Linked DNA regions of Homo sapiens: region 2 is linked to region 1. The links are chromatin contacts, found by Hi-C or POLR2A ChIA-PET in ENCODE. All regions are on one chromosome and are shown on one strand. The core of a region is the stretch at or near the end of the contact, and the rest is flanking DNA. Distances in the headings are between cores, read along the strand shown.

Region 1 (6,930 bases), core at 3,686-6,185:
GTACCCTGTCTGAGTCTCTCCAACACGTACACTATTTCTCCCATATCATGTCTTACATTCCCTATATAACTTGTTTAAAATGAAGTTAATTGTAAAGTCCCAAGAAACTCTAGCCTCGTTCCAGTTCTTTTGTGTGTGTGTGTGTTGTGGGGAGGGGGGAAGGAGACTAAAATTAATCTTAGATCCTTTACTCAGTATCTCCTAGATCTTTTTTATGTACTGAAAACAGTAATTTGCACATCTTATATAAATTCACTGAAAGCCGATTTAGAAATTCTTCAGTTCAATCCCCTCATTCTGCAGATGATGAAATCTAGATCTAGAGAAGTTAAGTAACTTCCTCAGAGTCACATGCTTTGGACTGAAATGATGTATGATTATGGGACCGCTAACGTTGTCTCATCTACTTGAAGAAGTAGCCCATGATTACAAACATTAATTAACCACATACATTAAAAGGCAGTATATTCTCTAGAACTTTTCAAAGTACTTAAAAATAATTACTTAAGGCATTTAGTGTTAAGTCTCATTTTACAAAAAAACAAGCTGAATCCCAAAGGTATTACTTCCTTGTTACCATATCAAAGCTAAGGATAAGACTTATTCTTCATGAATTAACTGGTGCTTAAAACATAGTATAATATTTCCTCCAAATATTTCATCTATAAATTTTTACTTTCAATAAAGTTTCTCTCATTGTCTTTTAAAGGAAATAATTTTCTGATATGAATAGAAAAATCATAATAAAGTCATTAAAATGAAATTTTCTCTGAATCTCATACCTGTCGTTCATCCTCCATGACGTTACTAGCAAATTCAAATACTAGGTCGTTCTGTTGGACAACAGCAGCCATAATAAAGCATTCCCCTTAGATCCACATGAGAAAAATTCCAAGAAGATTCACGTATCAGGCAGCAAAATCCAGTGACTGATTTGGGTAAAAAACCCTCAGCTCTGTCTGTGGAGTAATTGTATACCCAAGTTTTCTTTAGGGAAGGTGCTTCAGTTTTCCTGGTTCATTGATATTCTAGTCAAATTGAGACAATTTTTCTGAAATTTTTCTTCTCTCAAGCTTCTTGGCCTAAAAAACAAAAGCTCAGATTAGTTATGAAAAAGCAATCACCCACTTAGGATATAATAACTGATACAGAGGGCAGTATCGCTAAAGCATTTTTTTATTATTAACGTTTTTAAATAAAATCGACACGACTAATGCACATACGCTCTTTTTTAAAAGTTACATATTTTATTTGAACAGTTTGCTCCTGCTAAGATCATCTGTCACTACTGAAAATTATGCCTCTCTCCCCCACTCTCCAGTTAAACTACTGTTAAAAGTACTCAATATTAAAAAAAAAAAAAAGGTCAAAAAACCCCAGCAATAATGAGGGTTGTAATCGCAATAAAGGATATATAAACAATTTCCTTCTTTTCACCAACTCAGCAAAGCACATACATAGAAACTGCTACCCAATGAGTAATTTCACAACGTATATATTTTCACCTTTAAGAGGATTTATATAAGGATTTAAAATCAAATACATTTAAAGTTTAGTAAGAAGTATTTTTAAATCTTTTAAAAATAAGCAGAAATTAAAGCCCACTCTTTCTGTTCTTTAAAAAGGCTTCTGATAAGTAAAATGTTTTAAAAATTACCATGCTTAAGCCTGTCTTCAGTGGCTTCTTTTTTAATGCACTGAAATGTATCCTTATCTCTAGTATAGGCTTGCAAGCAACAGGAAGGAAACAGCACTTGACCACGTCATGGCAAATTAGAACATGCAAAGAACTGCACTTTACAATAGTAGAAAAACAGAAACGCAACTTAGTAGTGAAAACAATTTCACAGCGAAGGGACAAAGGCTTTTAAAATGTCTGCCAAAGATGTTTGCCTATTTAAAAAAAAAGTTATCAATACTAACAAAAGGAAAAAATTCTTTAGGTGTTTATCACAATCTTACTACATTTTCATCAAATGATTATGGCCTGAAAAGAAAGATACAAAAATAATCACATTAAATAACATTAGTTCTTTGAATTAGCATTTACAGTTTTATTACAAACACTTTAAAAAAGAAGTTGACTCCAAGGAAAGGATGGCCAGTAATTTCCTAATAATTTTAAAGAGACAAGTCTGGGGATGAAGCTGATCTAGTGAATCAGTTTCCCTGAAAACGTAAATCCAGCTAGTATGTGTCAGCCAAATCACTTAATCGGTTTCCTAATTTCTGTAAAGCCAAGTCCCTATGTGTCCTGGGCTTTAGGGGTCATCATGGATGACTGTGATTTTCCTAGCAAGAACTCAAAATAAAATAAGAATTAAGAATCCAATTCAGATGATATTTCTACTCACTACACTAAATTCCAACCCAGCAAATTTCCCACTCTCATCCACTCCCTTTTAACAGGAAGTTTAACTCCAACACTGGGAAAGTATTTTTAGCACATTCAGGTGGTTTTTGAGCAATGTACCATATCTAGAAGAGGGAAAAAAAAAGTGTTTTGATTTAAATTGATCACAGATAGATACATTTGGCCTTGTACTTATTATTATTTATAATACCTTTTTCCTTAAATTATTATCCAACCCAATTCCTCTGTAGTAGACCTGCCTTATGTTCCTCCACACAAACTATTCAGTCTTGCCTCTTTTCTCAACTTCTGTTATTTCCTATGCCTGCAACACACCCATCTTCTACTTGCCAGCATTCAATCCCATCTTTTCCATTCAATGCTCAAGCCCCATTTATTTCACAAAGCCTCCCAACATCTATGCCTCAAACTACAAGGACTGCTCCCTTCAAAAACACAGCAATTACTGCCCGTACAACCAATTTAGCATGAATTGTAGTACATTGTCTTACATTTGAAAACTGTGTCCCCTTAATTCAACTGAATACATGTTTGAGTACCAATTATTTGCAAGGCAATGTGCCAGGCACCAAGACAACTGAAGCAAAACCTCTTCTGGGGAAATAACCATTGTCTAAAATTTCTTCTGTACCTCCCAAACCTGTGTGCCCACAGTGATGACAAAAAGGATTATATTGATGACAAATACTGTTTTAAATATCTTATCAGGCCAGGCATGGTGGCTTACACCTGTAACACCAGCATTTTAGCAGGCTGGTGGGGAAGGAGTCACTTGAGACTACACATTCAAGACCAACCGGGGCAACATAGCAAGACCTCGTCTTTACAAAAAATAAAAAATTAGTTGGCTGTGTTGGTGTGTGTGCATTTGTGATCCTAGCTACTCAGGAGGCTGAGGCAGGAGGATCACTTGAGCCCAGGAGTTCAAGGCCGTAGTGAGCCATGATTGCCACTGTACTCCAGCTTGCATTACAGAATGAGACTCTGTGTTCAATAAATAAATATCATTAGATATTTAAGCTATTTCTACAAATATCCTTTATTTAAAAAAGAATAACTGATATACTTCTGATAAAGAGGAAACTATTATCACAAGCTTGAAAAACGAGAGTAAGAAAACATAACCAGAATCAAGGGATGTTTGCTGATACAGAAGTTTCTCTGTAAAAGATTAGGTTCCAGAAGGCTATTTCAAAACCCATTTGTTCATAAATGCAAAATGACATTGTGCCAATGGCCAGTGTGAATACGTCTAGGTAAATTTAAGTTTCACTTTCTTTTCCACTGCTGTCATGTACCTTTTCGTACCAGCACTTCCACACTGCTACTGTGCTTTAACAGTTGTCTTTCAGAAATCTAAAAAATCAGGATAAGCAACCAACATACCCACACCTTATACATACTAACAACTAACAGTAATAAATCAAAACTGAAATGGCTCCCCACAATCACTAAGCCACTTATTGCAGCAGAAAAAGACACTTTTGCTCTGGCATGTAGCTTTTGCTTATTTCTATAGAGAAGTCCACAAACTGAAAATGTGTAAGCAAAGAAAAGCATTTTACTGGCTCAATCATGTCTTTGATTCTCTGTCATCTTTCCTGCTCCTCTTCCTCTCCCCTGTGTACTTATATACTCTTCTGCATCAAGGTGATTCTTGAGAATACATTTTCTGATACCTGATCCAGAGGGAGCACCTGTAGATATCAAAGATTCTTATAATCTTTGATTACAAAGCCCAGGTATCTTACAATTTTTTCAGTAACAGACAAGACTGAAGATCTAAATCAATGATTCCATTTTTAATTAGTAAATTGGGGTGGTCAAGTTCTCACGGTCTACAAGCAAAACAGAACTAAAACTAGAATTCTTGTTTCCTAAATCAGGACTCTCTCTAAAACTGTAATATACAGCTGGGCCTCTAAAATCCACCAAAGTCCTTTCTGCTATAACAGTTTATAACACAGATTAAGTAAACGCATATGTAAAAAATTTTTAAAATCTCCATCTCTAGGTTCAGCTTCTGAGCTCCAAATCCAGTCACTAAACTATAAGACAAGTCTACATCAGTGCCCCTTGAAGTCAGTGTGTAAAAAACATGTCCAAAACTAAATGCATCATCTAATTCCTCAAATACGGTCTTAGATGGAAAAAAAATATGGGCACTCGGATTAGAAAAAAGGCTTCTGTTCTAACCTAACAAATTGAAAGGTCCTCAGTAAATTTAAAACTTGTTTAAATTTACCCATCCTTAATTATCTATTATAGTCAGGAAGCACTCTGCTGTATTAATAGTTCTCAAACATGTTTTTTTCAAAGTGTCAGTCTTTATAAAGTAACAAGGAAAAACATAAGTGAAACTACTTCTTCATCACACAGACATAAGCGGTCAACTTATTTGCACAGTTTTCAGAGGGCATCCAGGCAGACATCTACCAGATAATAAAAAAATCTTAGGCTGGCTCAGATGTCTCTTAATTGGGTGAGGACCATATTCTTATTCTCCAAGGAGACATGCCACAGGAATACTTAGCAACAAGGTTCCTAACCTGTCATCCCCAAAATAAGCTTTGGAGTTAAAGTAAAATAGTAACACAAAGCAGTTCAGAGAACAGGCTCTGGAGTCAGACCGATTGGGTGCCAATCTTCTGCAGTGTGACAGAAGACTGGACAAGTTACTTGCTTGGTGTCTCAGTCCCCTCTTTCCATAAAATAGGTGTCAGTCTCAAGTCTCTTCCTTCTGTAAAACGGGTAAAGTAATACCAAAACCTAGAGCTGTTGTGTAGATGCAAAAATGCATGTGCAGAATACTTGGCACATAACATGCACTGAATTAACATTAGCTTCTTTAGCGCTGTAAGTATATGCAAGAAATATGTAACAGGTGCATGCTAGGTAACTAATAATTCCTTAAGGGTCATTTCTGTACTCCCTGGAAGTCTCTATTACCATAGCTATTTGCTAGACTCCAGAAAAAGAACATTATAGCCCATTGTCAACAAAACTGTAATTCTATTCCAGTGCTTCAAGGTTTGGCGTCTTTTTAACAAATCCTGCTGCTTCAAGGCGAGGACTTCACTCTGGCAAGCTTCCCTAACACAGAGTCCCATTATGCCTCATTCCAAACAAAATGACTTCACTGATGGTAAACACAAAACCCTCAGCCACACTACTAGCTACTACAACCACTTCAAATGGCTACTTGTTTAATTTATTATAGAAGATTTCAGGTACTAAAAAAAATATGATAGTCAAAATTGATCACTGATTGAATGTAAATTTAAGATTCCTTCAGAAAGGTTTTTAGACACAAGGATATTAAACCCACGAATTCATAAATATATTTTTAGAAAATCATTGCTCTTTTTTTTTTTTTTTTTTGAGTGGGAGTCTCACTGTCGCCCAGGCTGGAGTGCAGTGGCGCCATCTCGGCTCATTGCAAGCTCCGCCTCCCGGGTTCACGCCATTCTCCTGCCTCAGCCTCCTGAGTAGCTGGGACTACAGGCGCCCGCCACCACGCCCGGCTAATTTTTTGTATTTTTTAGTAGAGACGGGCTTTCACCGTGTTAGCCAGGATGGTCTCGATCTCCTGACCTTGTGATCCACCCGCCTCGGCCTCCCAAAATGCTGGGATTACAGGCGTGAGCCACAGCACCCGGCCGAAAATCACTGCTCTCCTTTTAAGTTACTATGGTACCAACTGTTTATGGTGAAAATTAATAAATAGTCCGGTGCCGTGGCTCACGCCTGTATCCCAGCACTTTGGGAGGCCGAGGCGGGTAGATTACCTGAGGTCAGGAGTTCGAGACCAGCCTGACCAACATGGTGAAACCCCGTCCCTACCAAAAACACAAAAAAAAAATTAGCTGGGCATGGTGGTGAGTGCCTGTAATCCCAGCTACTTGGGAGACTGAGGCAGGAGAATTGCTTGAACCCAGGAGGCAGAAGCTGTGGTAAGCCGAGGCACGCCACTATACTCTAGCCTGGGCAACAGAGCAAGACTCTGTCTCAAAAAAAAAAAAAAAAAAAAGAAAGAAAATTAATAAAGAGAATCAATCAAACAAAAAGGTTTTAGATCAGACAATTCTGGGATAAAGAAGGTGAAATATACCAGCTTAAAGCAATGACGTGGTTGAATGACTTCTCTAATGAAGTATGTAATTCAGACTGTGTCTGTTTATGTACATATGGCATGTTTGTAGGTTGGCAGTATCTAAAAAACTGGAATGCTACAGTAACTCTAGACACCAAGTAACTGAACAGAAAGAACTTTCACAAGATGTGGTAACCTAATAAAAGGGCTCTTTTCAGTATATACAGATAGTCATGGTAAGAAATGCAATATTCGGAAAAACCATTGAAAAAATATAACAGAAATGAAAGAAAACAGAGTAAGAAAGTGAGAGAAAAGAAGTGAAGTTATACCAAGTAGAAATGAGAAGCAAGCAATAAACCCATAATCTGTAATGACTGAATTCCTGTGTGATTGACCATAGTTTGGTCTTTTAAAAAATCTGTTTTCTATTATAACATGGTAGAAGGCTCTATATTAGCTC
Region 2 (6,845 bases), core at 3,793-6,292, 5.2 Mb after region 1:
AATTCTACAGCTACCCTTTAGCCCACATTCTACCAGAAGCAATTTAAGATCCAGACTTTCCCCTACTGAAAGCTCAGAGTACCCCAAATGCATCTTTTCAATAAATTGAATATTATGGGCTAGCTGTTTAACCATGATTGCACTATTACCTTGATATCAAATGCCATTCATTCATTCTTTCACTCCATATATGTGTCTGTATGCAAAGTACTGCCCTGGCTGCTAGGGGGTTGGTGAGGGGCTTCAGGCATGAAGCCCACAGTTAAATATCAAGTTTCAAATGCAGCACATGGATTACAGCTAATTTACTGTGAAATAGTTAATGCAATGAAAAGAGTTCTGACGATCAAAAACGAACAAGTGAAAAGGTTAAACACAAGGCTCTGAGGGAAAAATAAAACTAGATAAGTGTAAGAAATTAGCACAGAGGCTTATCAAAAAAATAAAAATATAAAATACCTAAAGCAGCCCAGGCAATTAAGATATTGAGACAATTAATATACTTGAACATCTCCAAAGAAATCAAAATGGAAATAACTGGCAGGAAATAGAAGGAAGTGCCAAGCTTGGCAGTCAGGAGACCTAGGCTGTGTAACTTTAGGCTCCATCTTGCCTCTATGGGACTCAGTTTTCTCATTCATAAATTGAGAAGCGGAGTCCGTTCTATGTTAAAAGTTCCAAAATTCTATGCAGTAGCTGACAAGTATACATACAAATTAGAGCTAGATTAGAAAGTATTGCAAATGAGCTGAGAAATAGCTGCTGGCGCCATCAGCAGCTGTAGCTTTGGCTCGGAGGTGCCTTCTGTGAAATGGAGCAAGTGAGGGAGTGGGCAGCTCCCAGCCCAGCCTCGCTCCTGGGGGCTGGGGGGCTGTGTTCCTGCTCTTACCTCAGCAGCACGAAAAGCTCTGTCTAGATGCATTCTCCTCACTGGCCCCAGGCAGATGCGCTCTGCTCAGCTGCCTAGCTGCTGGACTGCCCCCGCACAGATCAGGGAAGTTCCCAGAGCAGCACGTGAGACCTGTTTTATGGGATGTTACCACACACAGCTTAAGACACGTTGATCCAGTTCACTCCTAGTTTCTAGGCAAGACGGTACTCAAACTGTCCCAGAAAGAGAGTCATCTACTATTTTGTTAAAAATATCCAAATAAGGAAATCCTACAACCTCTCTGGTGTCTCATATCCCTACTTTGTAACCTAAATCTTTTCTGATACGATTGAAGGTCTCTCTTGGGCTATTCTCAGAGGAAATAACAGGAGCTGTTCAATTCATAAAGATTCCATCACATGCCTTGGTCTCTTTATATTCTTGTAACCTGCTTTTTTAGGGCTTATTCTCCAAATCTTTCATAGTTTTCTTTGCTATCTTCTGGGTCTATGCCAACTTCCTTATAGAATGAATGTAGTAAGAATAGCAGTCATAGAATGTAGAGGTGGAGGGATCTTAGAGATGATCTATCTGGCCACTCCCCTGTCACAGAGGCATGAAATGACACCCAAGTTAAAGGACATGCCTAACATCACAGAGCTTATTGGAGGTGTGGCTGGGACCAGAGTCCAGGCCTCCTTATTTCTCTTCTTTCCTCTTTAATAAGTTTTAAACCCTAAGATAGGACTCTTCTCTTTAATTAAGACCTTCTTCACATATAGTAAGAACAATCCCCCAAGATTTCAAATGTCTTACGAATATAATTTCATGTATGTTTCTTGTACATGAAGGGGAATTTTTCTAGGTATGGCAAAGGCACTGTTCAGGTTTAGGCTGCAATTAACATGTGCCAAATCACATACAAATATTGTGTACACTGGCATCTTCTAGGTCACGATGATTCTTACCCCCTGCATTTGTCTCTATACATTTATTCTATTTTTTTTCCTTAAAGAGACAGATCTCACTATGTTGCCTAGGCAGGAGTGCAGTGGCTCTTCACAGGTGTGATCCCACTACTGATCAGCACAGGAGTTTTGACCTGCTCCATTTCTGGTGTGAGCCAGTGCACCCACTCCTCCTTAAACAACCTAGTGGTCCCCTGCTCCCATATTGATGCCAAACTTAGTGCTGACACCCAATTGACATGGCACACTACAGCCCAGAACTCCTGGACTCAAGCCACCCTCCTGCCTCAGCCTCCCAAGTAGCTAGGACTACAGGCGTGCACCACCACACCTTGTTGTACATTGATTCTTGACCTTGCACTAAGGCCCTCCAAATTTCCTTAGCAACCAAAGAGCAAACCCAATTAAAACAACTCACCACGAGATGAAATGTTCAAAAGACAAGACAGCCAAATTCATAGATCAATAATAAAATGACACCCTCAGACTTATCGCAACAATCATCATGGTTTCAGGCATCCTGTTCTGGAGGCTGGGGAGAATCAGTGAGCCCTTCCTCTGAGCTTTGGTCCAGATCTCTGTAGTGTGGTCCCTGTTACCATTCATCTCTCCTAGCAGATTAGTGTCTGGCCCATGTGAGGTACTCAGTAAATGAGCTGTGTACATGAACAAAACAATCCATAACCTAATGGTATACAGGACTTGAAAAGTCCCCTATCACCTTCTTTGAGGAATTTAACAATAATATTCTTGTGTACATACTTAGACAATCCCATCCACTGAAAGGTACAGACACCCAAAACAAGGCTACTAAATGCTTCAAATTCACATTAAACCACTTTGCTGGAAAGACAACTTTGGTGAGTTAATTTGGTGTCTAAAGGGCAGCTGCTGGCCCGAGGTAGTCTGTGAAATGGCACCTGTGCCTGCTGCCTAGCCCTACCTTGCCAGCCGCAAAAGCGATTCTGTCTGAGATTGCAGATCCTGAGGCTGGGCTTCTTGGCACTGTTGCTGTAAAACCTGCTGGCTGCCGGTAATGCTTGGCAGTGGGTCTCTATCCAACTCTGTAGGGCCTGCTTGTAAGCTGAGCGCTGCTGAGGTGGGAGGGAAAGGAACCTTGGAGACAGAGCAGTGACTGAATGAGGGGCAAACCCACCTGGGATGCACATATGCGGTGTACCAAGGAGCAAGCTGGAAATATAGGTGCTAGCATTTACCTGCATGTAATTTGCGTCTCACTATCTGAACAATGCTATTCATCCCCCAGTAATTCTAAATGTCTGTCACTAAAAAAATTCATACATTTGTAAATTTCTTCCTTCAATAGACATCTGCCAAACACCTACTATATGCCAGGTCCTGTGTTAGATGCTGAGAACACACAGACGTGGCTTTGGCCTGTTGAGTAGGGGAGAGAGACACAGTAACTAGAATACAGCGAAACTTTTTAGATCCACAGGAAGAGGGAAAAAATAGCTCTCCCCTGGAGAGCCAAAGGCGGCCCCCTAGAGGAAGTGACATTTGACCTAGATTTCAACAGAGCAGTAGGAGATTGCTTAAAGATCAGTCTGTTTTTTTCTTCATTCATCAGAGACTCCATGCTCTCTCTATAGAAAGCCTATCTATTTGGAGTCAGAGAAAGGGCAAATAGCTAAAGAACAAATGAAAAGACCAGTTGGTCAGTAATAATAGCCGTTAACATTAATGAGTGGTTAACTCAGTGCTAAATGTTTTACATGCATTCACATTTAATTCTCACCACAATCCTATAGGGTATTACTATGATTCCCACTTTGAGGAAACTGAGGTTTAAATAGCTGGCCCAGGGTCGCACAGCTATAAACTGGAGTGGCCTCCTGCCTTTCCTATCATTTCTGGCTATGGGATTCCTGTATCTCGAGTTTCCCTGCCATCCTTTGGGGTTGCCCTTGAAGGTCAAAGCTCTGACCTCATGTTAATTAGGGAAACACATATTTCTGCAAGGTTTTACTTAGGACTGGGCCCTTCCTAGGCTCTTTAGGGAAGTTCTAAATGTGTCTTCGGTTTCTCAACATCTTTAAAGGAAGTATTAAGAAGAGCAAGAACACAACCAGGCTTGATCTTTTCTGCCTGTGTCCCCCCTGCCACTGGTGGAGAAAAGGGTCCTCTTTGCCCGTGGCCTCCACACCTCAGTCATTCACTCACATTTAATAAAGCACATACCTTGTCCTAAGTACTAAAGATACCAAGATGAACAGCAGAGAATCCTTGCTCCTGAGGGGCACACAGTCCAGTAAACAAAATAGTCACGCAAATGCAAGACTACACTAATATGAATATTTTAAAGATATTATTTGCATGGAGCTACAGGAGCACAGAGAATGAAGTGCAGTGGACCTATGAACAACACAGGTTTCAATGGTGTGCGTCCAATTATACGCAATTTTCTTCAATACAGTCAGCCCTCATTGTCCTCAGGGTCAGCATCTGCAACCAAATGTGGATGGAAAATACAAGTATTCGCAGAATGCGAAACTCAGGGCGACCAAGGGCCAACTTTTCGTACATGTGGGTACCACAGGGCTGACTGCAGGACTTGAGTATGTATGGATTTTAGTACCGAGGGGGTTACTGGAACCAGTGCCCTGTGGATACCATGGAACAACTGTATTTAACTCTGCCTGGGAAGGCAAAAGAAGGTTTTCCAGAGAAGGTGATGTTGCCCACTGAGCTAAGTCTTAGGGAACCAGTAGTTTTCCAAACAGACAAAATAGAAAAGGGCATTTCAGGCAGAGAAAATAGCTCTGCAGGGCGAGGCATGGTGGCTCACGCCTGTAATCCCTGTACTTTGGGAGGCTGAGATGGGTGGATCACCTGAGGTCAGGAGTTCAAAACCAGCCTGGCCAACATGGTGAAAACCCATCTCTACTAAAAATACAAAAATTAGCCAGGCATGGTGATGGGTGCCTGTAATCCCAGCTACTCATGAGGCTGAGGCAGGAGAATCACTTGAACCCGGGAGGCAGAGGTTGCAGTGAGCTGAGATCACGCCATTGCACTCCAGTCTGGGCCACAGAGCAAGGCTCCATTACATTAAAAAAAAGGAAGAAAGAAAAGAAAAGAAAGAGAAAATAGCTCTACAAAGTGCAAAGCAAAAGCACACACAGGAAGCTGTGGCAGGTTGGGTGTGGCTACAGACAGGGATGCAGGAGGAGACCTCCAGGATGAGAGGTTGGTGAGGTGGTGTCAGCGTGCTGCTCGTTCTCACTAGCTCTTGTTTCTAGAGGCAAAACCTCGGTGATGCAGGCTATACTCCACTCACCACAGGTAATGTGAATACAAACAACAAAATAATTCTGCCCGGAAACCATTTTGGTTTGTGTGTGCATAGCTTTCTCCTTATGTCATTATCTCCCATTTAGAAAATACTGCAAAGACAGGAGGGAACTGAACATGTTAGAATGGGGAAATAGGGGCCCTGGAGGGTGAAGTCACTCCCCAAAGTCTCAAAGTAAGTCAGTGACTGGTCCAAAAAGAGAAGTAAGTGGAACCTCTGGAGTCTTAGTTTGGTCGAAGCAATGCGTGGGAAAAACACAAGTCAGTTGGCATTTTAAGAACCTAAAGTTTTATTTAAAAAACCTTTGAGATGCACGGTCCATGAAATGTGCTTTACTTCTTAGATGTGTGGATCTAGGATACAGGGATACACCCATGTAAAGGCATTCCAAACAAAAGCTAATGTTCCTCGCTTCCTTTATGAAATTAGGATCATTATATATTGTTTTTAAAATGAATCAACTAGGCAGTGACATGGTATGGTGAAATGCTGAATTTTCTGACTCAACTATTTTTTGCTGTGTGTATTTGAATGTGTTACTTAAATTTTCCGAGCCTCAGTTTCTTCATCTTTAAAGAAGGGGTGCTAATAATGCAATCACACCGTTCATTTCATAGGGCAGCATTAGGATTAGGTGAGACAGAGTGTTTAAAATATATACAACAGTGCCTGGTGACTGAAGGGAGAAAGAGAGGAAGAGAGGAAGGAAAGAAAGAAGGAAAAGGGAAGGAACAGAGGAAGTTAAAAGAAAATGTAAAAGAACTAGAACTTTTGCAAAATTATCTTGGAGAACAAATCCCAATTTCTAGTATAAACTGTAGGAAATATTGTCAAGTCGCAACTTAAAAGCAAAGATTAGTTGTGTTGTATACTATGTGTTTTGTGTGGGTGTAAATCTAGATCTCACATCCATGCTCTATGTTTTAATGTTCTCAGTCTGGCTTATTTTGGCTTTGGTACCACATTTCTTATTCGGAGTCCTTGAAGTCAGGTATTGCAGAACTGGTACATGATACCAACCCAAAGCCAACAGCATTGGTATTAGCTCATCCTGAGTGGTGAAGGGGCTCCGGGCTTTGCCTTGCCTGAGTACTGACAGTGGAAAGTACCTTCTAACAGTTGAGGAAGTATGGCCAGAGTGGAAAAATGTACAGCAATCTTAAGAAAAGCCCAACCACATACACTATGAGCCATGAAAAGAAAAGAGATCTCTGGGCATCTGTGATGAGGACCACTGGGCAACATCTCCTCTCTGTCAGATGCACCAATGCTCAGAACTGATTCTGTTATCCTGCACTACACTCTACCTCCTCTCCACTCTCTAATTCTCCAGGCATTTTTACCATTGTAGTCTGAGCTGAAAAACAGTGAGACAATGTACAGCAGACATTTGTATACAAGCAATGATAACAGAAACTTCTATTTATTTGTAATAATGTGATCTCATTCTCAATAGGCTTCTTGGATTTTAGAATCTCTAATGACAAGCTTATTTGCAGAAAAAAACAAAAGGAGAAGTTACAGATAAATTGAGACAGGAAATTTGTATTAATTTGATGGGCTCTCTTTATCTTCATTTTTTTTAAAAGTTACAGTTTAGTTGGTAAATATTTACCAATACCAACGTACAATGGAATATGTATAACATTTCTTTTATCAAAATTTTAAGTGCCTAAATAGCCTAATCTAA

What was found. A loop is a pair of places that touch in the nucleus more often than their neighbours do. ChIA-PET counts read pairs that join two places held with the same protein, here RNA polymerase II (POLR2A). Pooled maps may share reads with other maps.
Region 2: a pooled map shows a loop between it and region 1 (7-fold over the local background). The contact joins two enhancer-like sites. A Hi-C loop is called at or near these places in 1 of 168 maps with a recorded cell type or tissue (naive thymus-derived CD4-positive, alpha-beta T cell), 1 of 37 single-sample maps with no recorded cell type and 8 of 50 pooled maps. POLR2A ChIA-PET finds 5 or more read pairs at or near these places in 2 of 52 experiments (both T-cell).

Annotation. Positions count from the first base shown.
Region 1 is chr13:40,981,201-40,988,130 of GRCh38, forward strand. It overlaps ELF1 (E74 like ETS transcription factor 1), which reads right to left. Exons shown (of 9, transcript NM_172373.4): 2 at 783-1,082. The coding sequence starts at 854. Among named protein-coding and RNA genes, the nearest start is that of ELF1, 35 kb to the right of the region's middle. RefSeq lists enhancers at 3,193-3,262, 3,682-3,961. Within about 2 kb of position 4,936, at least 4 of the 41 ENCODE cell types and tissues checked have a DNase peak (open chromatin) inside an H3K27ac peak, as active enhancers do.
Region 2 is chr13:46,167,574-46,174,418 of GRCh38, forward strand. All of the region lies in intron 1 of LCP1 (lymphocyte cytosolic protein 1), which reads right to left. It also overlaps the pseudogene RN7SL288P. Among named protein-coding and RNA genes, the nearest start is that of LCP1, 11 kb to the right of the region's middle. RefSeq lists an enhancer at 4,905-4,954. Within about 2 kb of position 5,043, at least 11 of the 41 ENCODE cell types and tissues checked have a DNase peak (open chromatin) inside an H3K27ac peak, as active enhancers do.